5 separate regions of the Homo sapiens genome follow, and all the other regions are linked to region 1. Evidence: chromatin loops called from intact Hi-C (ENCODE). Cell type or tissue: PC-3. All regions are shown on one strand.

Region 1 (5,000 bases):
CCCAATCAAGTCTCAGTAATTAATATCAGTAGTTGGCAGCTGAGCCTGGATGTCATCATATATTATAGATGATGAGGCTACCGTGAATTAAACCTTGTGGCTGATGAGAACACTTTCCCCTTGGTTAGAAAACATATTTCATACCTTATTTTACAACCAGGTGTGTAGTTTTCACCACTACAGCAATTGGGCCACAGTATAGATTCATAAAATAAGTGTAAATGTGGATTTGAGTAGTTGGCAATTTAAACTCTAGCCATTCCAAAGTGAAATTCCAGGCCTAATTGAGCTCCAGTGGTTGTCAGCAGCTTATATGATCAAGTTTTTACAAACTCTCTTCTGGCTAATTGTGCTATCTTTGGTCTGTCTCCTCACAGGGATTCTGTGTGTGCATACTCCCAGTCTCACAGCTCTGTTCATGTCTTGGCAGCCTTCAGCTTCAAACTGAAGACTGTGGGAGGTTATGTATTCTGATACTAGGCTTCTTATTTGGGAAACCTTTATAAATTAATTGTGAAACTACTTTGGATGTTACGTTATTGGTATGAACTTAAGCAACACTGAGGACCTTAAGGTACATATTGAAACCCTGAGTTCTGTGAATCACCGAATATGACTGATTTTCATAGTTTCAGTACGGACCACCTTACTACATTTTTTATTTCATTTTTGTAAACTAAGACAGGACAGCAAAATATGAGCACAAATTGGGTTAGCCACATAACTTACATTTCCTGTTATCTTCTTTGACTCTTTCTTTACAATGACTTTTTTGCTGTGTTGTTGGTAGTTTTATCATTTTTTCCAAAAGCTTTATCTGTACTCTGGACAAGGTATATCAGTTGTAAAAATTAAACATTTATTCAACTATGAAGCCAGTCAGTCTATGGACGCCCTTTAGGCAGGCACTTCGTTTGCATTTAAAGTGTAATTAGAGAGAAATATGTTGAATTTTAAAGCAAGTATATGAAAAGCTTTTCAAGGTTTTTCAAATCTGGATAATATAATCCAGGAATTGCATTTAAAATATTTGTTTTATAGGAGAAAGGATGAAATTCTAGCTTTGACTGCACAAGGAACTCAGGATAATTAGGGAGAGAGAGCTTGCTCACAGTTATCAGAGGCATACAACTCCCTCACTGGTCTGATCTCTGCTGCTCCCAGCTCAGACTCATATCCCTCCTTACCCTCCAAGCTACTCCAAATAAGTAGCAGATCAGGGACAGCAAAGCATAAGTTATATAGACATGCTTCTACAAGAGGCTGCTTCCCCCTGACCCAAACACTCAGGGCCCACAAGAAAATGTGGGGTTTTTAAGATCAAATTAGAAGGAAGCCATTATCCTCAGCAAACTAATGCAGGAACAGAAAAACAAGGACCTCATGTTCTCACTTATAAGTGGCAGCTGAACAATGAGAACACATGGAGACATGGTGGGGAACAACACACACTGGGGCCTGAGATGGGGAGGTAGAGGGAGGGAGAGCATCAGGGAGAAGAGCTAATGGATGTTGGGCTTAATACCTAGGTGATGGGTTGACCTGTGTAGCAAACCACCATGGCATCTGTTTACCTATGTAACAAACCTGCACATCCTGCACATGTACCTGGGAACTTAAAATAAAAATGGAAGAAAAATGAAAAATAATAAAGTAAAAGGAATGCAGTGATAGGAATATCATGAGGCATTAAATGCAGGGATAATAAAGAATGATTTTTTAAATAAGAAATTTTCTTCTTTCTAGTTTAATGTATTAAAATGTGTTTATATAATTGTATATTTTATTGTTATATTACTGTGTTTTTCTGCATCACGTTTATAACATGGCTAAACTACATTATATCCATTTGTAATAAAAAATCTTACTCTGCTTTGTTATAGTATTAACTTATAAGTATACATTCAAGCTATAAGTAAATTACTCAGAATCAAAAGCAATTTGAGCTGGGCGCGGTGGCTCACACCTATAATTCCAGTACTTTGGGAGGCTGAGGCAGGCGGATCATGAGGTCAGGAGATTGAGACCATCCTGGCTAACACGGTGAAACTCCGTCTGTACTAAAAATACAAAAAATTAGACAGGTGTGGTGACACGCGCCTGTAGTCCCAGCTACTCAGGAGGCTGAGGCAGGAGAATCCCTTGAACCCTGGAGGCAGAGGTTGCAGTGACCCGAGATTGCACCACTGCGCCCCAGCCTGGGCGACAGAGCGAGACTCTGTCTCAAAAAGAAAAAGAAAGAAAACGAAAATTCTTTTAACCCTCATTTACCTTGCATTTCTATAATTGTAAAACATAGAAATATTAACATAGCTATTAGAGATTATTCAGTGTTGCCTTGAGGCTCCAGTTAAAACAACAGAAATGAATACACTCCTCAAGTTTTAAACACAATGAAATGTTATGAACTATTTTTAAGAGAAAAATCCCTACCTACTTGTGTAACAAATTATTGCTATGTGTTAATGATATATGTTGACATAGCTCATATATAGCACATACATTGAGCAATAAATATTGAAATGTTTTCTTTATTCATGCTAGCCCTTTTCAATCCATTTTAAACATTTAAGGGGCTTTGTCATAAAATAATTTTTTATTAAAGTGAATTGTATATAAATCCCATTTTGCAATGACTATTTTTTTAAAAGACAAAGAAGAGAATGATAAATGAGCTTTCTGCTATTGATCTATTCAGCCACAGGGTGTCATTCTTGGAGTACAGATTAGCCTGTCTAGAAGCAATACTCTGGCAGCAGATACCAAACACCATATCATATTCAGTATGTTGAATACATAATGAAAGCTCCTGACTTTTAGCCTAATTTAATACTTCTTTATACTCAGCAAACTACATCATTAGACATTTTCCAGATCTGTTTTGTAATTTTTAAATTATCTTTAGAATAAAAGCATGAAGACAACAAACAAAATTTCTAGTGGACTCAACCTCAGTGAATTGAATTAGATTGCTAGTCTTGGGAAGATAGTGAGAGAAAATATACAATCGGTACTGCTCTCTTATATTCAGAGAGAGTTATAAGGAAAAACAACGAAGTTGACAGATAGCCATACTTATAAAAAGCATTTTCCCTTTAAAAGTTATTTCCATTTATTTCATCAAACTAATAGATTATATCGCACCAGTACATGGCTCAAGAAAACTCCAAACATGCTTGGTATAGCTATTTTATGCTGAATTTGCAAAGCGTTCTAGGCCGAAAGTTAACATAGACTATGGAACTATAGTCTCACCCAAATCAGTTTAAACTTGGCACCAAGTATCCCACTTTGTCTTCTCCCACATTGGGTACAACTCATCTGAAAAAGGGTAACTTTAACCATGGTGCATAAGTCATGAAAATGGCTTGGAAAGACCTCATTAAAATGGGGCCAGATAAAGGTTAAGAAAAAGGTGATATTAACCTGACACTTTGCTTCTCTCTTCTTTAATCACTGGTAATGTGGGGACACTTAAACCTCTATCATAAACTTAGATGGAAATTCCCTCATGCCTACTTACATTGCTCCCAGCCCATCATCATGTGTAGAAAACAGATCAATGTTTTACTCCTTCATTCAGAGAGCTTTTTTCAAATATGATCCCATAATAGAGAGAAAACCAGACATGATTCACGTACTCATGCAGCTTAGTCTCTAGTGAGTGAGAGAGACATGAATCAACCACGCAAGTAAGACATAACATTCCAATGTGGTTAGTGCTAAGAAAGAGAAACACACCACAGTGCTACAAATGCTTATTTAATTGGGAATTTTACCCATGACTAGAGAAGAATTTCCTGAGTTAGCCAGGGCAGAGCTAGGGTATGGTCAATGAGTAATACTAACCAATCAAATAGAGAACAGAGAGAGATCAAGTCTGGAGCCTGTCAGGAAGACAGTATCATGAGCTCCAGTAACTGAAGAGGTTCAGGTCTCATCAAACAGATGGTGAAGACAATGTGGTGGAAAAGGCTGAAATGGTAGTCAATAAGTCATGTCAAGGATTTCGGTCTTTGCTTTTTGGTCTTTATCCTAAGAGCAAGAGGAAGCCGATGAATGTTTCCAAGCAAGAGAAGGATGAGGGAGGGAAAAGTGTTGAATATTCTAAGGTGCAGATTTGCACTTTGAGAAAGATTATTCTGTTTAGGATGCAAAAGGAATTTTTAGTGGACAAAGGTGGTTCTTGGAAAACCAGTTACAAGCTAGAAGTTGGCGGCTTGTATTAAAGAAACAAAAGTTAAAAATCGAAATAAGATGGACTTGAGACATATAGAAAGGAATTCCTTACCTATCTAGGGATTCTGTGTGGGGATGAATCTTTGATTTCGTCTCATTAATGGCTGGTGAGACTCCATTGTACAAAAAAAAGTTGATTTAAGGGACTACACCTGACTGGGTGCAGTGGGTCACACCTGTAATCCCAACACTTTGAGAGGCCAAGGTGGGAAGATCGCTTGGGCCAGGAGTTCGAGACCAGCCGGGGCAACAAAATGAGAACTTGTCTCTTCCAGAAAATTTTAAAACTTTGTGAGGCATGATGGCTCACACCTGTAGTCCAAGCTGCTCTGGTGCCTAAGTCGTTCAACATCACCCCAAGAAAGGTAAAAGGAGGTTTCCTGACTTATGGTCACATATTTCAACTACTCATTCATATGTTTAGCTATATATCACCACATACTCCTCTAAAAATTATTATAACAATTTAGATTTTTACCAAAAAATGGAGACCCAATTGTCCCATGTTCTTGATACCTCTGAGCAATGTCAATCTTTTTTATCTTGACTTATAAAACTTGGTTTAAAAAAACTTACTCTCTTGTCATTTCCTCAATTAGGAAGCAGTTGAACACATTTTCACAAGTTTGTTAGCTATCTTTATATCTTTTACATGAATTGACTATTTTCATTTGCCCAATGCTAGCACAGTGTTTGACTTTTTCTGAAAGATTTATAAAAGCTATAGTTTTTATGTTTCGTTGCAAATTATCTTCCTGTTT
Region 2 (5,000 bases), 200 kb after region 1:
CAAAGTCTTTCTCATACTTGAGATATCCAAAATATTGAATGAGTGATGTAAACTATACCAGATAAACTATGAGTCTATATTTTTACCCTGATTCAGTCAGTTTCCAAGGAGAACTTTGAACAACTAAAAATGTGTATTACTATAATCTCTCTGAAATATTTCTTATTAATTTTTTGGGGGGAAAATGAGTCATTCTGAGCCAAAAAAAAAAAAGGTTAACCAGACACTTTCCACTCCTAACTTGAGTTGGCGATATCAGCAGATTCAAATTACCAGCAATGGGAAGATATAGGAAGATGTAGGTACCTACCAATGAGCTTACCTTCCCAGTGCTCTATATAACCTCACTTCTATAGCCCAAAGTATTAAAAAGAAGAAAAAATAATAATTCAGGCTTACTATTTAAAAATACAGTGATTCTGGCCGGGCACGGTGGCTCACGACTGCAATCCCAGCACTTTGGGAGGCCGAGGCGGGTGGATCACGTGAGGCCAGGAGTTTGAGACCAGCCTGGCCAATGTGGTGAAACCCTGTCTCCACTAAAAATACAAAAATTAGCTGGGCATGGTGGCGGGCGCCTGTAATCCCAGCTACTCGGGAGGTTGAGATGGGAGAATTGCTTGGACCCAGGAGGCAGAGCTTGCAGTGAGCCAAGATTGCACCACTGCATTCCACCCTGGGTGACAGAGTGAGACCCTGTCTCAAAAAACAAATAAAAATACAGTGATTCTGAGAGGCCTTCCCTTTCCACACCACCTGCTACTTGTTTGATAGCTCTCATCCCATTTTCCTCAACTGCCACATATGGCCAGGACTTCCACAGTGTATTAAACATCTTCTTTGGACAAGAGAAATTTCACTGAAGCAATGAGTGTAGAAGTTATTAGCATGAATTGAAGACTGATGCTGGCACACAAATAGGGAGACACATCAATATAATGACCTAATGAATCTAGAAATAGCTTCAAGAAGTTATGGAAAAGTAGATGTGATAAAAGTTGCATTTCAAATCAGTGAGCAAAGTATTTAATAGAATTGAGACAACTATGTAGCTATTAGGAAAACATTAAAGTTGGATGCATAATTAGAAACTCTCCTCAGGTTTATCAAGATTTTAACTGTGAGGAAATAAAACAACAAAAGATAGAGACAAAAGCAGGTAAGCACTTTAAAATATCATCTCAGAAATCTTCCAAGTTTGATACATAAATTCAACTAAAATAAATGATTTTTCATTAGAAAAGCATTTGTCATAAGACAGATGAAATTGTGAGAAAAATCATTTGCAATACATATCATAGACAAAAGGCCAATACTCCTAATATATGAAGACTTCTTGTAAACCAAAAGAAAAATAAAGAATAGTATATAGTATGCTTTCATCTGTGCAAAAAAGAATACAATATATGTGGAATATCTCTGGAAATAGATATAAGTAACTATTGCCATTGTCTGTCCCTACGGATTGGAAATCGGTGATCAGGGGTTCAGAAATTGAAAAGGGCTTTTTCACTCTATAGCCCATTCCACTTTTAAATCATGAACTCTATTAATACATTATCTATTTGTAAATAAATAAGCAATAATTGAATTAAACACTTTTATTTGTAACAATTATATAAAAATATAGTTTACATACTTATTTAAAAACTAGTAACATTATATTTTAATCAGGATTCTTGATGCTTGCTACCAGACAAACCCCAAAATCTCAAAGCTTAAGAGACACAGGGTTTATTTCTCACTCCATAGAGACTGATATGTGTTGGATGGCCCTAATGTAAGTAATATCCAGCCATTCGGAACATGTGCCTTTAAGACTGGTTGCATTAAAAGAGACTCACCAATTCTAAACTATCCCAACCCAGACCTGACACAAGTCATTTCTGCTAACAGTCCATTGGCCAGAACCACTAGCATGGTTCTCACCTGACAACTGCAAGGAAGGAGGTGAAAGGAAAAGCATGGATAGCATATCATGACTTGCATTTTTCACACTGCAGCAAATTCATTTTTAAATAAAGGTTTTAATAATTAAAAAGCCTCATATTTGGTATAACCTCTTTTTGTGTGCTTTTGTTTTCACCTTGTTAAAAAGGCATATTAAATATTCCCAATGAAGAATTACATCTATGAGACCTGTGGGGTGTCATAGAATATCTAGATATATCCTCTCCTAACTTTGACCTTGCATAGAAATATGGGCAAATATACTATTGGCCAATCCAAATGCGAATACGCTTTGACATTTTTAAGCTTAGTCATTTTTTAGCTTTTCCAGGTACAATTAAACAATTGTAGTCTACACAGTCATTAACCAAACAGTGTTTGGAGACAGATGAGCTCATATTATCCATTTTGTCTGCATCCTTCAGCCAACTTTTTTACATGTACAGCCCATGAAGGCCACTAAGTGTGTTCTACATCCACAAATTACAAAGTCAAATGGGAAAGCCAGTGCAATGTTCTGCTATTTTTATCCTGGAAAGAACTGTTTGTATTCATGCTTAATTTTTGTCTCTTAGTTCTACTCCAGGTCAGTTTTTGTCAAACTATATTTTTTCACTTTCCAGCAAGAAAAATGAGGTCTGCTTCTTAAAAGTAAAAAGCAGTGGAATATGTTACTAGATGGCTTCTGCATTGTTCATTTAAGTACTACGCGATGAAATATAGACATGATTTAGCAGTGTAATTTAGTTTCTCATCATTCTGTGTAAGTATTTACTTATGAGAAGGATTCCTATAACCAATTCTGAATAATGCCAGCTGTCCAAAAGAAAGACTCAGGAGACAAGACAGAAATTTTGGTGACTGGGGGATTACTCACCAGAAGACATTGATGAACATTTCATTTCATTGAGGAACACATTGATCAACATTTCAGCAGAGAAACCAAAGCAAGTATATCATAATATGTCATTTTAATAAGCCATGACACCAAATGCAAGAGCAACATGCAGATTGGGCGTTTTGTCTCTTACAACATATGCTATTTTTGTTTACCGTTAGTAAAAACACCACAGGGTCAGGGTGGGGCTGTGGCGAGTAAAATGTTGAGTTACGAGCACACCCTACTGGTTTGGTGTGAGATGACAATAAAAGACAATAAAAGGTTTCATAGGTGTTTTGAGGTGTGTGTGTGTGTGTGTGTGTGTGTGTGCGTGTGTGATTATGGACATAGCGAAACATACAGTATTCTGCAGTTTTAATATTATACCAAAAAGAAGAGTGATATGTATATTGGATAGATGAGAGATAAATAGACGTATTTGAACAGAATGAAATCCTTTTCTAAAGTTTATGAATGCCTTGATATGCCTTATTTCCCCTTTTTACTATTTTTAAGGCTCTTTTAACTCTCTCCACTCTCATTTAGTTTCTGAAGACTTGGCATCCCAAGGAAGACTCTTTTGAAGTCAATTTCCCTGACCCTGGATCCACAGAGCCACCTGCAGATGTCACACTGAAACTTTGCTGTTGACACACCACCTGTTTTTCCTTGTTCTCCTTCGGTTTTTGCTTTCATCAAGAAAATTCTTCAAACAGCTGGGTGATGCCAATACATGGAGCCCGCTGGGAAGTACATTCTTGTTCCACACTAGAAAACCAGACTTAATTAGTCAGTCACATTTAGAGTACTTTTTCTTCTCCATGACGACTCTAATCACGTTAGCCATATTTGAACTGGAAAATAGCAGTGTTTTCAGCCACACATGATGAACACAAATTTATGTTTAAATACAAATATTAGAGAAAGACAAATAGGTTGACATAATTATGTGGTTGATTCTCCTGTGGCTAGAAAAAAAAATAAATGTGCCACCTCATCACCTCAGTCTTCCTCACTGAGACCTGTTATCTAGAAAGGGGATATTCTAGGGGATCACAATGGCGAATTAGTGAGTTTGGGGAGTATTCTTTTGTTTTGCTTTCTTTTTTCACTCAGGAAGAGTGAGTAAAACCACGTGGCTATTTTTATGTCATGACTTAAATACATCTTCATCGCCAAGCATTGAAATTTCACTATCACTGTGTTCCTTGGGTATAGGCAATATGGGGTTAGTTACTAGTAATTAAATATCTATAAGTAAAGGGAAAAAGAAAATCAAATCTAACATTCTGTTTTTATGTAATCCAACCCTTTCTCTTAGACATCAGAAAACTATATGGACACCATGATAAACAAAGGAATCCCTTGCCCAACTCATATGTATCTGGCCTAAAAAATAATTTTGTGACCAACTATTATAGCTCTTCTAGGATATTAAAATAGTACTGAGAAAAGCTTGTGTAGGCACTAAACTTAAACAATTTGACAACGTTTGCCTTACATTTATTTTTATTTTTTTGGCTCAAAACTAACTATAACCCAAAGAATTTCCAATCACATTAATCTTTCAGTGGCAACATTCCTTAATTTGAGGCTTACTCTTTCTAAACTTTGACTCACACTATGTTTTTAACATTGAAATCTGATAGACAATTGTGTCAAAATGGCAAGGTACATTCCATGTGTCCAGGTGCTGTATCTATCTTGAATTACCTCTACGAAATGCAAGATGCATTTTGCTACCAGATTAATCTGATAAAGCAGACCCCAATCATACCATTCAAAAGCCTTTAATGGCCTCCCAATTACCTACACCTGCAAAATTGGAGTCTAAAGCCTCATCCCAACTTGCAAAGGACTCTTTAGCCAACTTCTCCACCTTCATTTCTTACCATTCTCCTTTGGGCATTCCTGGGTTGCAAGCTAAGTGAATTATTTTTGACTTCCTAAAATATTCCTCTTCCTTCCTCTGTATAGCTCTCATGCTAGGCAAAAAATATTATTGACCAATTCAAATTCCTTCCAAGTGACATGTAATAATAGTGATGATGGCAATAATGATATGAGTAGTGGCCAGCCTTAGGGAGGGCTCATTATGTGCCAAGCATTGAAATAACCAGTTTCTACATGCTTAAAAGAATAAAAAGACATAGTTCTCTTATTCCTCTTG
Region 3 (5,000 bases), 52 kb after region 1:
TATCTCGGTATGCATTTAAGACTCTAGACCTAGAGAAACTGTCTTACATGTACGCCAGGGGCAATTATGTTATTACAGTATTCTTACCAAAATTATAAAACTGTAAACAACCTAATAGTCCATCAGTAAGAAGAGGTTTTATATAAAGTGGTATTTATTAATGAAGTGAAACATTACATGTTAAATGGTAAAATATTGGCTGTGACACTGGCATGACAGTGATATAGGTATTGACATCACTGATCATAGCTACATATTCATGTAGGTATCAACATTATAGTAATATCTATGGAACCTATGGGGAAATCGCTAAGACATAAGATGCAGGAGGAAAACAGAAAGGAAAAGGAGGATGTAGACAGTATAATTCATTCATGTAACTTAAAAAATCAAAGTCAAAACAATGCTATTTATTTGTTATGGAATCCAGCCATTATCCGGGGGAATGATGGGACTAAGGATGCCATGGTAAAGTGACTTTAGCAATATTTGTAAAACAGTATATAGTAAAATATTGATAAGTATATATTCTGGGATGTAGAAATATGGACGTCTGTTATAAGATCTGAGGAGCAGATCAGAAGGAACAATGTAAAAAGTCTGATGATTCAAAAAAATAAAGATGAAGAAAAAAAGAAACTCTTTCCATTAGAGCATCCCAATGCTTGGTCTAGGGACTTTCAGAGGCAGAATCCGTAACACAAGGCTGTTTTTCACAGGCAACTAGGATTTTAAGGAGTCATAATACTACCACAAAATATAATCATTAATGATATTTGAATGCTCTATTTTCATGGAATATAAATGTGATTTAAAATATGAGTTTGGATGACAAACTATAATAATAATTTTTTTTACAAATTATTATTGCATGCAGTGGGCTTTGTAAACATTTAATCCTGACAGAAATCCAATGAGAGTTATTTTATAGATTAGGATATTCAGGTCAGATAGGTTTGATGACTTGCCAAAGCTCACACAGCCTATGGTAGGAGATAAGAAGTAAACTCATGCAGACACTCCAGAGCTCATGCTCCCAAGCACAGTTCCGTACATGTGCGAGCACACCCATGATCGACCAAGACTCAGAGCTCCCGAGGAAGCAATCAGTGATATGTCAAAAGCCTGAGGTTGCATCTTTTCTGCAATCAGATCTTTATTGAGTGCCTATCCTATGCTAGGTTCCATCTCAAGAGGTTTTATGTATATGTGTCATTTCTTAATTATTAAAAAATACATTTGAAAAACTACCATTTGCAAGATACCATGAACGAATGCTGATACAAATAAAGATGAAGTATGAGGCCTGAAATGAAGGAGATTGTAATCTAGAGCAAAACCAACGTATAAACTGCTAATAATATTACATGCTTTAACCAATTTGTTGGAAATTTGTCAAAGGAGTTTAAAATAAAATTTAAGGTGGAAATAAAATCCTCGCCATAGTAAAATGGCAAAGCCCAATGCTGAGGGGGGAAATATAATATATAAGGATAAAAAGTAAAATAAGAGTTACTAAATAATTCTTAGAAAAATGGTGATTTCTAGAAGCCAATAAGGGTTTTTATTTTAAGAAAAGAGTTGTCATAACAGGACTGTGTTATAACAAGCATTTTGATTTAACCAAACACTTAGTCAAATTCACCTTAAGGACCAATGGAGTGTCAGATGTCATGGCCTGTCAAAAGGGACAGTCCTCTTACAACAGCCTCTAGCATAGTTTCTAAAATAAAAACAAAAACAAACAAAATTCTTCAACCACATATATTCACTAAACAATTCAGATTCAAGTAAGTAACAAATAAATTTCCATTAAAATTTGAACACGACACTTAAAATGTCCACTTAAACTGTATGTTTAAAAATACTTTCTAAAATATTGTACTCAAATATGTAACTAAAAGTAAACTACTAAAATTATATTCCCCAAAGCAACTCTTCATAAAAATCTGTAGATCCTTATCTAAGACAGTTGCATATTTATTTCTCATTTTATGCTCCACATTTATGTATGTTTTAAATTTCAGCCTAAAAAAATCATACAGCCTGATGGTTATTGATCCTCAAGCCCTGCCCCCAAAGGCTGTGTAGACACACTGAATATAACTGCTTTGTTTGTATCAAATGGGACTTTTTGCTTCTTGAAGAATGAGTAACACTCGTTTTATTTTTTCAATTTGGCGATTTCTGGTTTTTATTTATACACTTTGATAGAAAAGCCAATTTAAGATAATGAAATTTTTCTACCATACCAGTAATGTAGAAACACATATATTGAATGGAAAATTAGTAGGACCATGATAGTTAAAAATGCATGCCTTTACTTAATTCATCCAACAATGTAATGAGTACCTACTACTTGCAAGGTAATGAATTGCACATATACAAATAAGTCAGAAATAGCTCTGGCCCTCATGGAAAGTTTCATATTGTTACTATGTTTTATTCCTTTGGTTTATGCCTGTTATTTCCATGGTAATTAACTGCTCTTATAAAATCAGAGGATATTACTCACTCTTGTATCAATACTAAAAATGTAAATCCAGCCTAGTAACTTCAGGTAAAACAGAACAAAACCAACATTCATTCTTAAAATGGAACTATAAATTCTGAGATATTCTCATAATTCAAACTATTCCTGCTTATTGTCCACAAATATCTAAAAGCCCACAAGAAATAGTTTTTCAGCATCTGAGGCTGTGTTAAAATTCTTCCTCATAGGAATTTACAAATTTTTCTAAAGTTTCTTCCACCAAAGTTTCCGAATAATAAGAAAGGGAGGCTCTATGGTTAAGTAATGTGGGGAAAGAATGTGTTGAAATCATCTAAAACCAGTGTATTTACTGTATAATTTCTCAGACCTTTGAGTATGCTAATGTGCATTGTAACTCACAACAAAATATATCGAATGCAGAATGTAGCATTTCATCAACTTATTTGACTTTGAAACTCTTTATTCAAGTTCTACAAGTACTATTTCTGAGAAATATATTTTGGGGAAAAAATAGGCTAGACAAGCACTTAGGAAGTTGATGAATTCTAAGAGCAAACATGGCTTCACTAAGAAGTCATTTCAGTTAAGCCATTTCCAGTTTTAAATTACTGAACTGTTGTGCCTAGGAGTAGCAGAAAGCATATCTGAGTTTCAGGAAAGTATTTCTTCATGACAGCAGGAAATGTGGGCTAGATGACAGTTTAATTATTTGCCATCACATCAGGTGAAATGAATTAATGCAAATTAATGAATTCATTATTATTTATGAATGTCCAGTTTGTGGACTGACCTTGTAATCCACAGTCTTCGTGAGAAGACAGATGAATTATCACTAAATCTGCAGGAAACAGGAAGAGACAGCTGATATACCAATTCAGTTGTAAACAACTTTTTCTGTAAATGACAAGAGAGTACATATCTTAAGTTTTGTGGGCCATACAGTCTTTGTCATAAGTACTTCCCTGTTACAGCAGAAACGCAACCATAGACAGTTTATAAACAAATGAGCATGATTGTGTTACAATGAAACTTTGTTTACAGAACACGCAGTGAACTGGATTTGGCCCACAGGCCATAGTTTTCTAACCCTTTTATTAGTTGTCAGAGATGGACAAAAAGAATCAGTGGTCTGGCACAATTGACTAGATCAATGAAAATGAAATTTAACAGATTTAACATTTTTGCATTTCAAGCCAATAATTCAACTTCATAAGTATTAGAAAAAGATGGATGGCTTAATAGTACAGTTTAACATAATTGGAAGCTCAATATTCCTCTATTTAATGTGTCTCCCAAGGAAGACAGTGCTCCATCTGTAGCACCAGAGAAGCACCAAATAAAACATTGCCTGGGTCAAACTATACTGGGAGTGTTGGATCAAATTCTAGATCATCCATTTGAAAAGTGCTTTGCAAACAGGAGAGCATACACAAGAGAATGGTTGTTTTCCTGAGACAGTAAGGCATGTTATAAGATAAATTGTTTTAAAGAAAGGGACAATTTAATCTGGAGAATGGAAGACTTCAGTGTACCATACCTCTGTCTTCAGACATGCTAATCCAGATGGATTAGATTCCTCCTCAGTTTTTCCTGAAGTCAAACTGGGAATCATTAAATGTTGAAAAAGTAGGGCAAAATTTAGATTCAACAAAAGAAAGAAATTTTTAAACAAATGTAGCTGTCCCCCAATGAAATAGATAGATGTATTTTCCCTATGGAGGTGTATTTGTCTGTTCGTGCACTGCTTTAAAGACATACACAACACTGGGTAATTTATCAAGAAAAGAGGTTTAATTGACTCATGGTTCCACATGGCTGGGAAGCCCTTTAGAAACTTACAATTATGGCAGAATGCGCGAGAAAATAAGTTTGTGTCAGTGCAGGAAAAACTACCATTTATAAAACCATCATATCTCATGAGAATTCACTCAATATGATGATAACAGCATGGGGGCACCCACCCCCATAATCCAATCACTTCCCAGGTCTCTCCATAAATACCTGGGGATTACAATTCAAGATGAGATTTGGGTGGGGAAACAAGCCCTAACCATATCAGGAGGAAACCTTCAGGTATTGATGAAGTCTCTCTGACTACTTGGGGAGACATTACAGAATGATTCAATTACTAACTAGGAGATGGGTGCTAATAGTTTATTTTCAACTCTAAAAATCTCTAACTTTATCAGTGTTGAAGTTCAAGTCATCAACTCTCTTAATCATGCAATTTTTAAGCTAAGTTTTTAAACTACCATTTTTTAAACTAAGTTTTAATTTCTAGACTGAATGTCAATAAATTCCTTTGCTAATTCGAATTAGAATTTTACCTCTATTACTTGTCTTGCACTTGTTAACTTTTTAGCACAATGTCTACTCAGGTTTAAAATAAAATGTTTGTGATGGAGCATAATAAAGTATTGGACATTAATATTGGTATTTATAATGGTTAACAGTAACTGTGATTGATTAAGGACAACAGCATGCCCTTGGTTTCTGTCTTTGGTTT
Region 4 (5,000 bases), 180 kb before region 1:
CCCGGGTAGCTAGGATTACAGGCATGCGCCACCACACTCAGCTAATTTTGTATTTTTCGTAGAGCTGGGGTTTCTCCATGTTGGTCAGGCTGGTCTCGAACTCCCAACCTCAGGTGATCCGCCCACTTCACCCTCCCAAAGTGCTAGGATTACAGGCGTGAGCCACCATGCCTGGCCTAATGTGCTTGTTCTTATAAGAGACACTAGAGAGCTCCCTTTGTCTTTCTCCCTGCCCTGTGAAGACATAGCAAGAAGGGCCACCATCTGCAAGTCAGAGAGAGAGAGCACTCACCAGGACCTGAGACAGCTGGCACCTTGTTCTTGGACTTCCAGCCTCAGAACTGTGAGAAATAAATATCGGCCACTTAAGCCACCCAATCTCTGGTATTTTGTTATGGCAGCTCAAACAGACTGAGACACTGAGATTAAATAATATAAAGGGATGTGAAGATAAAAGCATTTGAAAGACTCAGAAATCAATATTTTTTCACTTTCTTTACCGCATTGCAATAAATTCTCTCAACTCTTGTTCTCACTGGAAGGATATGAAATATCCTCATAATGTACTTGAATAATTATAAGATAATTGTGCAGATATGTTTTGAAAATATCAGATTTCAAGGTGAGCATTAACCTTATCATGAAAAGAATTTTCTTAATTTGCAGCATTTAAACTTTATTCTAGTTATTTACATTGACAAAAAACAATATCCAAGAAATTCTGAGCCTAAATCATTACAGTTGCCACCTTGCCATTTTTGTTGACCAAGTTTATTAATGCATGGGGATTGTAAGGGTAAATTAATCTACTCCACATGAAGTGGGTCCTGATTCAAGTTGGCAAATGTTCAACAGGATTTTTCATGGAGGCATAGATAGGATAAGAGTACCAGTAACCATTCAAATATTCAAGCATTTCTTTTTCAATTAGAGCTGTATTCTATAATTATCATCAAGCACTTTTAGCACTGTGTTTGCCAAAGGAATAGAAAGAACAACATTGCTGACAAATGTCACTAGGTTTAGAGTCCATTAATGAGCTTTTCTTAGAAACTGGCTTCTTTCAACTTGATCAGCTATGTCTCTTCTGATGATTTAAACATGGCTTTTTAAAGCTTAAAATCAAAACCTGGAGGTATAGTATAAATCACTGAAATGCAAGTTCTCGTAAATTGCATATTAATGGTTTAAAAAAATGACATGATTATTCTGTCTGTACTAAAGAACCTGAGAGCCTTTTCCATTTTACTTGTAGATTCTGTTTTTTCCTTTGGCTTGTGTCCAGTTAGGCCATGACATACATGAATCATCATTCCCTATAGACAAAGAATTTGCCTAAGCTGGAAAGAGAGATAAATACAGGGATGATGTCATAGACCAGAACTATGTCTAGAAAAAGATGAAGGGGATGGTTTCATTTTGCTTTAACATAATTTGACCTAAATATTCTATCACAAATTTTATTAGACAGTAATATAACCACAACTTTAAAGATAAGAAACTGAGACTTAGAAATACCTAATTATTCCTCATTAATACTGCTTATTAATGTTGATGTTAGAGTTAAATGTTAAGTCTGTCTATCTCCAATGCCAATGTTAACTTGCTTCTTTTATATAAACTCTACATGGAAACCGACCTCCTCGCTAATAAGAGCCTAATGTTAGTAAGCATTCTGTAACCAGATAGCAGGTCCCTGGGAATGTGGCAAAATGTGTACATTAAAAAAAAAAAAACATGTTCAGTAAAATTGACAGAAAGAAAAAAACTATTTTACCGTCTCATTTTTATGGCCATTTCATTTCAAGCCTTCTAGTATTTTTGTCCCTAGCTACTTGCAGCATCATTAGACAGCTTAGATATGGGAGCAGATCTACCAGCTTGGGTATGCTGGCTTCCGGGAAAACTAACCCAGCTCTAGCTGACGCAATGCATTAAGTATGGGGAACAAAATAGTTTCAAGCAAGTTGTCAGTGAGGGTCTGAGATAAAGTAATTGGTTTTCCAGTAGATGGCAGCAAAAGGAAAACATGGAAGGCAGTGTGCCTGAATATGAGCAGCTGGGTAGAATCAAAACTAGACAGGTGGCAGATTCAAGATCAAAAGGACATGAAATTCAGGGCACCAGTCACCAGGTGAGTTGACAATTATGAGTAAAGGAGAAAACAAGACCTAATAGGAAAATGGAGTAGTAAGTGTTCACCATCATGGAAATTATGTTGACCAAATTTCAACAGCAATTGGAGATCAGATTTGAGGATATCTACAGTTACAAAAGTAATTTCAATATTTAGCAGCAGATAAAAAGCATATGTGACTTGAGTCAATACCAAAGCATAAACAGTTATAGCTGATTAAACAACTCTTTGCATAGCAGACGCCAGGTGGTAATTGAATACCAAAGTGAGGTACCATCATCACACACAAACTGTAATTACTTTCTTTCCTTAATTCTTCTGTTGTTCTAACTCCATGTCCTCCCACCAATCTAACCATTCTCCTTCACTTTGAATTCTTCTTTCACCATTCTTCTCTCTTTGCACCAGTTCCTCACCATATTCTTGTGGTCATCTTGTATTGAAATGTAATTTATCATGGTAACAGGTAATTTGGGCAGTAACTGGATAGCCCAGGAGATTCTGTAATAACTGAACATTGGTAGAAAAAAGATGGATATACTTGCCCTTCTTCGTGCTTCAAATAATGTTCTCTAATTTCATGTCAATTAAACTGTGTTGTAACTGTTACTCAGTGATGAGCCCTTCTGTTAAATCATAGAAATCTTCCTACCATATCAGGAGATGAAATATTAACCTAAACTAGATGAACTATTAACCTAAACTATAACTAAGAATACTTAGTAAACATTATCTATCTGTTTAGGAAGTTTCTAGCAAGATAAAACTCTATCCCTTTATTCTTTGTTATTTAGGGTGGTGGGTGGAAGGCATTCAACTGAGAAGAAACCTCCTAAAAATTAATGTTCTCTTCTCCATTTATTTAACATGTTTCTGTACTTGCATTTTAAATATTCTGCTTGCCACTTCAGAATGAATAACACATGATTATGCAATCATACAGTGCTGGTCTAATCCTAGTAAGGTGCATGTAAAGTTCATCACAATGTAAAGTGATCAGCTTTACATGGCTGATGTATTTACAGTCATGATTTACAAACATGACACTGACTCTTATCAATATCAATGATATGGAGGAAATCCAGGGCCTTGGATTCCACATTTTCCTCAATGTAAGTGTGTTTTATTTGTTTGTTTTTCTGTTTGTTTTTGGAGAGCCTCCAAATGTTTAGATAACATCCACTGAATAGACGTTAAATTTCAAATAAAGTAACTGTGACATTTCCAAACAGTTTTTGAGTATGTGACTATAAATACATGATAAACCCTAAAAATAATAGTTAATTCATTTAAAAAAACTAATGATAAACATATCTTTTTAATCAAATTCCATCCTAATTTTTTTTAAATATTTGCTATATTGAAATGATAGTATATCTAGAACATTTAATATATTTTTCTCTTTCATCGATATGCACATACCCTGGCTGAGTTGATTAGTTTCAAGCCTAAATAAACATAGCAACATTTTTCATACCTTGCAGCAGGGATCAACCAACTTTTTTTCTATAAAAGGCCAAATAGTAAGCATTTCATCTTTGTGAGACAGACAGCCTCTGTTGCAATTACTTAACTCTACAGTTGTAGTATGAATGGCAGCCACAGATAATATTTAAATGATGGACATGTTATATTAGATTGATGCAAAAGTAATTGCAGTTTTTGCCATTAATAGTAATGACAAAAACCACAATTATTTTGCACCAACCTAACAGTACAATAAATCTATCTTTACGAAATTTAAGCACCAGACTGGATTTGGTCCATAGGCTGACCCCTCCACTGGAGTTTCTATCTCTTACTGTTTTTGACCTTAAATCACCTCCCATAACTTTATCAATGTTATATGCATCTATATAACTTTTATCATCATATGGAATAGTTGTACATATTTGCATCCCTGATATCTTACTAGGCTTATATAAGTGTTTGTGGTCATCTGGCCTACTCTTCTCTTCCAGTTTTACAGATAACAATGTTGGGACTAATGGTATGTTTAAAAGAAGGGAAAAACTCTATCTCCCATAACCATTTTTCTTTCTCCTCAATTTTCACATAAAACAGTCTCTTGGAAGACCAAGGCCATTTATAAGGTAATGAAAATGATAAAGAAATAATACCGGGTAGTCACAAGAGAATGGAAAATTCCAGGCAACAGGTTCACATGACTAGCAAAAGGAAACTGTTGAAATAGCTGCAGAAGTTAAGGGCTGATAAAACCCTGAAAAATAGTGTGGGCCAAGCTGGCTAAGATGGACTCGACCCAACATGGGCTGGATTTGACATAGGTTTCACATGGGACCTCATTATACGCTCATTAACATACAAATCTCATACCCACCAGTGTCATGACAGTTCTGGGAACACCCATATTTTGCGGAAAAATGGGTGACACTACAGTTTCAAGAAATCTGTATCTTTTTCCAGGAATCTTCATAAATTTTCCACTTCTTGGATTAAAAAAAAAAACAAACATAAATGTAGCAGCTCCAAACCCCCTTTTGTGTGTCTGTCTCTTGAGTATTCCTGCACTCCCCTTTCTTGAGTGTCACTTTACAATAAATCTCCATACTTTTACTATTTTCTGACGCATCCTTGAATTTATTCTCATGACATGTCAAGAGCGGGACTCCTCCTGGAGTCCAGGTCCCACCAATGTCTAGGAACCTCCCCTTGGCCACTGGTATCAGAATGTTAGATGAGAGAAGACCTTAGTGGTCATTTAGTGTAAGTTTCTATTTTGCAGATGAAGATACTGGGATACAAAGATTAAGTGATTTCTCAAACCAATTCACATAGGCAAAGCAAAACAAAACTTTGGAGTTGAAGTTATGCCTTTAACTTTCTGGTATAATGTCCTACT
Region 5 (5,000 bases), 110 kb after region 1:
CTTGTAGTAAGGTTTGTACTGGTGTATTATCATTAAGAAATAAGAAATACTGAAAAAAAGAAAACAGATATTGTTGACTATTACCTTTCCTTCATAGTAAAATAATCTACTCAACAGAACGGGTGTTAGTAAAGAGAAAACACAAATTGTATAGTGAAGAAGCTTTAAAAAAATTAGGCTACCTTGTCCAGACATTTTCTTTCACTTACACCTATTAATCACTGTCTACAGGTACTGATGACTTTTTTAAAAATCATTTTTAATTTATTTGTTATTTATATACAATAGTTGTACACATTTTGGGGGTACATGTAATATTTTGATACCTGTATATAAGTATAATGATTAATTCAGAGTAATTGGGATATCTGTAATTAAATATGTTACATTCATCATCTGGGTATTTCTTATTGACAGTGTTTGCATTTGACATTCATTTTGTGTGAATTATTACCTAGGCATGTGATGTAGTAAAATTCTACTTATATAGATATTTTAATGTAACAGCTATAATGGCAGATATATTAAAAAAATGATTTATATAGTAATCATGTAAATGTTCAATCATGAATATAACGAGTCATGATTTCTTTGCAATTTTGTTTTATAATATGCCTTTATTAACTTTGATGTATTTGAGGCATAGATCCTAAAAGGTTGCTGTGACAAATTAAGTTTATGCTAAAGATTTAGTACTTAGTCTTTGTTTTTTCTCTTTTCTTCTTTTTTTTAACAAAATTGCTGCTTGGAATAATGTGTTTTATTTTGAGAATGACGCTGTTTAATTTTGTACCCTAAGAAATGTTTGAGTAAATTAACTGTTCTGTTCATGAATTATCTGTGGCCTCTACCATCACTTCTCATAAAAGAATGTCAAATAGAAATCAAGCTATGTAACCCCACTGGTGATCACTGTGATACAAGAGGTGGCAGTACTAAAACAAAAAATACTTGTATATTTCTCATTCTGTCATTTTATTCTTCAACTTTTCATCATGAACACTGAAAACCTCAGTGAGAGATTTATATTAGTCGAGCCTTAATCCCAAATAGCTATATAGTACTTTAGATTTACAAGGCATTTTGTCTCAGCATCTTTAAACACTTTAAATCTTACTGATATAATTTAAATATCTTTAGTTGACACTGGTAAGACAATTAAGAGATGTAGAATAAGTATAACTATGTGTCATATCTAAGAGATAGCATTCATAAAAACAGAGAAGAACTTGCATGAGTGAAGACATGCAGAAAGGAGCTGATGTTTTGATTTTCACTTTGAAAAGGAGAAAGTGCACTAAAGGATATTCTTACTGCTAATGGTCAATTCTTTCTACAACTGTGATTTATTTTACTGGAAGCTGGAACAGGTGTGGTCTATCTTTGCCAAAGTCTTCCAGAAATTCATACCTGCCCCAGGTTTCAGGTTTCAGATGTGTTTGGTGAGATTGTTGAATAGCATGCAACCCAAGAACTTCTATCTTATTACACAGACAGAATACCGACTTACTGTGAAAACTTTTATCTGCAAATCCAGTTTTGCACTTCGAATATGGAAAAACTGAACTTACATAATTTGAAGGATGTTGGTAAGTTTGTCTTAAGAAAAATGTCTTCTTTGAAAAAGTTTTAACAAAAAGGAAGTTGAAGTTTATGCATATACATAAACTGAATTCACTTTCTTTAATTTCTCAAAATAAATGTCAGTGCTGGCCAAAAAACAAACACGGTACTTTTCATAACTTGCAATAGTTATTATAAAAGTTAACGGTAGGAAAATCAGGAGGTCCAAAGGAAAGTGTTATTTTGCTGCTTGGACTACAACATTTCTGCCATAAACTCTATGAAAAATAAATGTAAGTAGGGCAAAGGGAAAAAATGAAGAGTTTCCATACTCCAATCAAATATAGGGCTTTCACCTTAGGTCAAATACCATTTACTGAAAATAGCTGACTTTATAAAAGAAGGCTTATAATTGCCTTATTTCCCTTGAAAAATATACAGCATTTTGCCAAGCAGGTACATTTGTGTTGCCATTAGTGTGGCCAGTTCATTTGGTGGTGCTGTTGAATGTCATGTGCACCACTTAGGAGTGATCACGTTTTTAAGATGGCAGAAAAGTAATTGCAACAGATCGGTTTGCTGACCCTGACTGCTATAAATGGCTACATAAAATGAGAATAGGTAGATCAACACAGCTCAAGTTCTGAAGTGAAATTTTATCTCATTTCTGGCACCGCAAATACTAACCTGATTCTTATCTGTCTAAGAAAAAACATTCCTCCGTAACAGGCTGGCAATAACTCTTTACGATTTCCACATACCTCTTAAAAATTATGAAAGACCCATTGTATTAAAACCTGGGATAAACAGGATATTTAAAGCCTGTTAGTGTGATCAAGTTCATCTGTAAATTTCACTTTGTTTTAGAGATCTCTGAAGAAAAAAAAAATTATTCAATACTCTTTACATTTTTCAAATTTCCCACTCCCCTTGGGAAGACAAAACCATGAAATAAGAAAAAGAAAATGAAGAGAATATTATTAAAGCACACACAGTCTATTGTTGTAAATTAATGAGTCCTAGACCAGGAGTCTTGAGATTTTGTTTTCAGTCCTTTTTGTGCCACAAGTGAACCATGTGTCCTTGGCTATTTGTCCTTGGGGAAGATACATGGCTTCTCTTGTGCTTCCATTGACCAAATGACCTCTGAGTCCCATTTTAGTCCTAAACCCCCTTGGAAATATGTTTAAAATTTTCTTTGATTTTTAGTTATCTTAATTTTAGAAATCCTAAATATTTATATGTCTACATTCATTCTAATTTCAGAAGAAAAATAGGCACTGTATATAGTAGATATATTGTGATCTTTGAGTTATAACACTCTGCCATTCGATGATAATCCCTGAACCAGTTACTTATCTTCTCAAAGCATGTTCCTCAGTTGAAAAATAGCTACGATATTCCATTGCCTCTATATTGAGGCAATATTTATAGAATTTCAAGAGATAAACTAAGAACCTATTTTATAATTTACATAAGGAGTAATAATAATAAAACAGACACTTTTGAACCAACCATCAACTTCAGAAATTGAACATTTCCAAAGCCTGTAAATTTTTTTGGGCCCTTCAATAATTACAGATCTTTTCCCCCTGTAAAATGGTAACCATGACTATGAATTTTTTTGTTGATAAGTTTTTGCATTTTGTTATTTTCTTGCTAAATATATGTACCTATAAACTATATATAAATATATATATATATATATATATTTTTTTTTTTTTTTTTTTTTTTTGAGGCCTCGCTCTGTTGGCCAGGCTGGAGTGCAGTGGCACAATCTCGGTTCACTGCAAGCTCCACCTCCCGGGTTCATGCCATTCTCCTGCCTCAGCCTCCCGAGTAGCTGGGACTACAGGTGCCCGTCACCATGCCTGGCTAATTTTTTGTATTTTTAGTAGACACATGGTTTCACCATGTTAGCCAGGATAGTCTCGATCTCCTGACATTGTGATCTGCCTGCCTTGGACTCCCAAAGTGTTGGTATTACAGGTGTTAGCCACTGCACCCGGCCTAAACAATATATTTTTAAAAGTTTTGGATATATGGGGAATTTATATATTATTAATTTATATATTATATTATATTATTATATTATAATACTGGTATTATACCAAATATATCCCTCTGCAGCTTGTTTTAATCACCCTACATTGTCTTTGAGATTTACTTTTGCTGATGTAACACTATAATAATAGTAGTAATAATAATAATAATAATAATTCTATCTCTTGTGTATAGATATTCAAGTTTTGCTCAGTTTGGGGCCTTTATAAACTGTGTTAAAGAATTTTGTATATGCTTCCAGGTCCACACCTATAAGAGTTTCTCTATGGATATACCTAGGAGTGGAACTGCTGGGCCATTGAGAATGCTCATTTTTGGCTTTGCAAGATACAAGTTAGTTTTTCAAAGTAGGCACATAAGAAAACATTCCCAACAGACTCTGGTGGAAAAAAAATATATATATACACATATATTTGCTTAAAAAATGAATTATTTGTATTCAAAAGGAGAAGAAACTTTCTTCTGGCATTTTTGGAGGTAATCCTTGATTAATTTTTAAAATTTCTTTTATGACATTACTTAATTATACGTTTTGTTTGTTTTTACTTCTTGAGAAAATTTTAGGTGTATATAGTGACAAGGAAAACCATCAATTTTATCTAATTAGAACTCTTTAGAATAGAGATGAAATCAAATTCTTTTGTACTAATCTAATAATCCTGATTATTTGTAATAAAGCTGTGCTTACAGCACAATGAATCATGTATAAGTGGCAAGTAATGATGGGCGGGAGAAGGCAGAGGATTCACTCCTCTCTTCTCACTCCATACTCTATAAGCAGGCAATCTAGAGTTTTTAACTCCAACCACGGCCCTTATAGATGAGTTCATATACTGCCTAGTAGACATCCGCACATGGAGGACATGAAGGCATCTGAAGATCAAAATAAACGAAAGTGCCTTTACCATCTTTCCTCCAATTTTAGGCCTTCTTTGTCCCCTCTCTCTCCCAGCTTACTAAACCTAAAACCTGGGAGCCACCCTTGACTTCTCCTTCCATATTGTAAAGCCAATCAATTGCAAAATCCTCTTGATTTTGTCTAAATGCAGCCCACTTTCTCCATCTCCACTGACATGACATTAATGATCTCCAACACTTGCCAGGCACTGTGGAAGTAAGTGCTTTATATAGATTATTTTTCTGAATACTTATACCAACATCATCAGGGGGTTATAATGGCTGTCCCGAGGATGTATATTGGAGGATATATATTGGAAAACAGGGTGAGGAAAGATAAACAATCACACAACTAACAGATAACAGGGCTGATTATGAAATCTCACTCCAAATGTTTTAACTACCTTGTGACAAAATACCTCAAACTCTTACCTTGTTACTAGTTCCTTGCTCTACTTCTGTCTCCCTCCAAATTT

What was found. Hi-C counts contacts between places; a loop is a spot of excess contacts. Peaks named below come from ENCODE experiments on the same cell type or tissue, not always from the same donor. Only the 100,000 strongest peaks of a DNase experiment are listed, where the experiment ranks them.
Region 2: a loop joins it to region 1, with 12 times the contacts of the local background. A loop is called at or near these places in 22 of 110 quality-filtered maps.
Region 3: it touches region 1 in a loop (7-fold over the local background); 2 of 110 quality-filtered maps call a loop at or near these places.
Region 4: it touches region 1 in a loop (2.7-fold over the local background); 7 of 110 quality-filtered maps call a loop at or near these places.
Region 5: a loop joins it to region 1, with 4 times the contacts of the local background. A loop is called at or near these places in 5 of 110 quality-filtered maps.

The regions. Positions count from the first base shown.
Region 1 is chr4:156,472,770-156,477,769 of GRCh38, forward strand. No RefSeq gene overlaps it. Among named protein-coding and RNA genes, the nearest start is that of LINC02272, 170 kb to the right of the region's middle. In PC-3, a CTCF peak has its summit at 2,707; DNase peaks (open chromatin) are centred at 2,732 and 3,762; H3K4me3 peaks cover 277 bases; H3K27ac peaks cover 1,899 bases.
Region 2 is chr4:156,674,343-156,679,342 of GRCh38, forward strand. No RefSeq gene overlaps it. Among named protein-coding and RNA genes, the nearest start is that of LINC02272, 34 kb to the left of the region's middle. In PC-3, a CTCF peak has its summit at 3,044; DNase peaks (open chromatin) are centred at 2,819 and 3,039; H3K4me3 peaks cover 571 bases; H3K27ac peaks cover 1,273 bases.
Region 3 is chr4:156,524,971-156,529,970 of GRCh38, forward strand. No RefSeq gene overlaps it. Among named protein-coding and RNA genes, the nearest start is that of LINC02272, 120 kb to the right of the region's middle. In PC-3, no CTCF peak of the experiment used is centred here; no DNase peak of the experiment used is centred here; H3K27ac peaks cover 1,550 bases.
Region 4 is chr4:156,292,794-156,297,793 of GRCh38, forward strand. No RefSeq gene overlaps it. Among named protein-coding and RNA genes, the nearest start is that of CTSO, 340 kb to the left of the region's middle. In PC-3, a CTCF peak has its summit at 2,001 (motif pointing right); DNase peaks (open chromatin) are centred at 1,308 and 1,948; H3K27ac peaks cover 366 bases.
Region 5 is chr4:156,582,060-156,587,059 of GRCh38, forward strand. No RefSeq gene overlaps it. Among named protein-coding and RNA genes, the nearest start is that of LINC02272, 58 kb to the right of the region's middle. In PC-3, no CTCF peak of the experiment used is centred here; a DNase peak (open chromatin) is centred at 2,272; H3K4me3 peaks cover 1,107 bases; H3K27ac peaks cover 1,299 bases.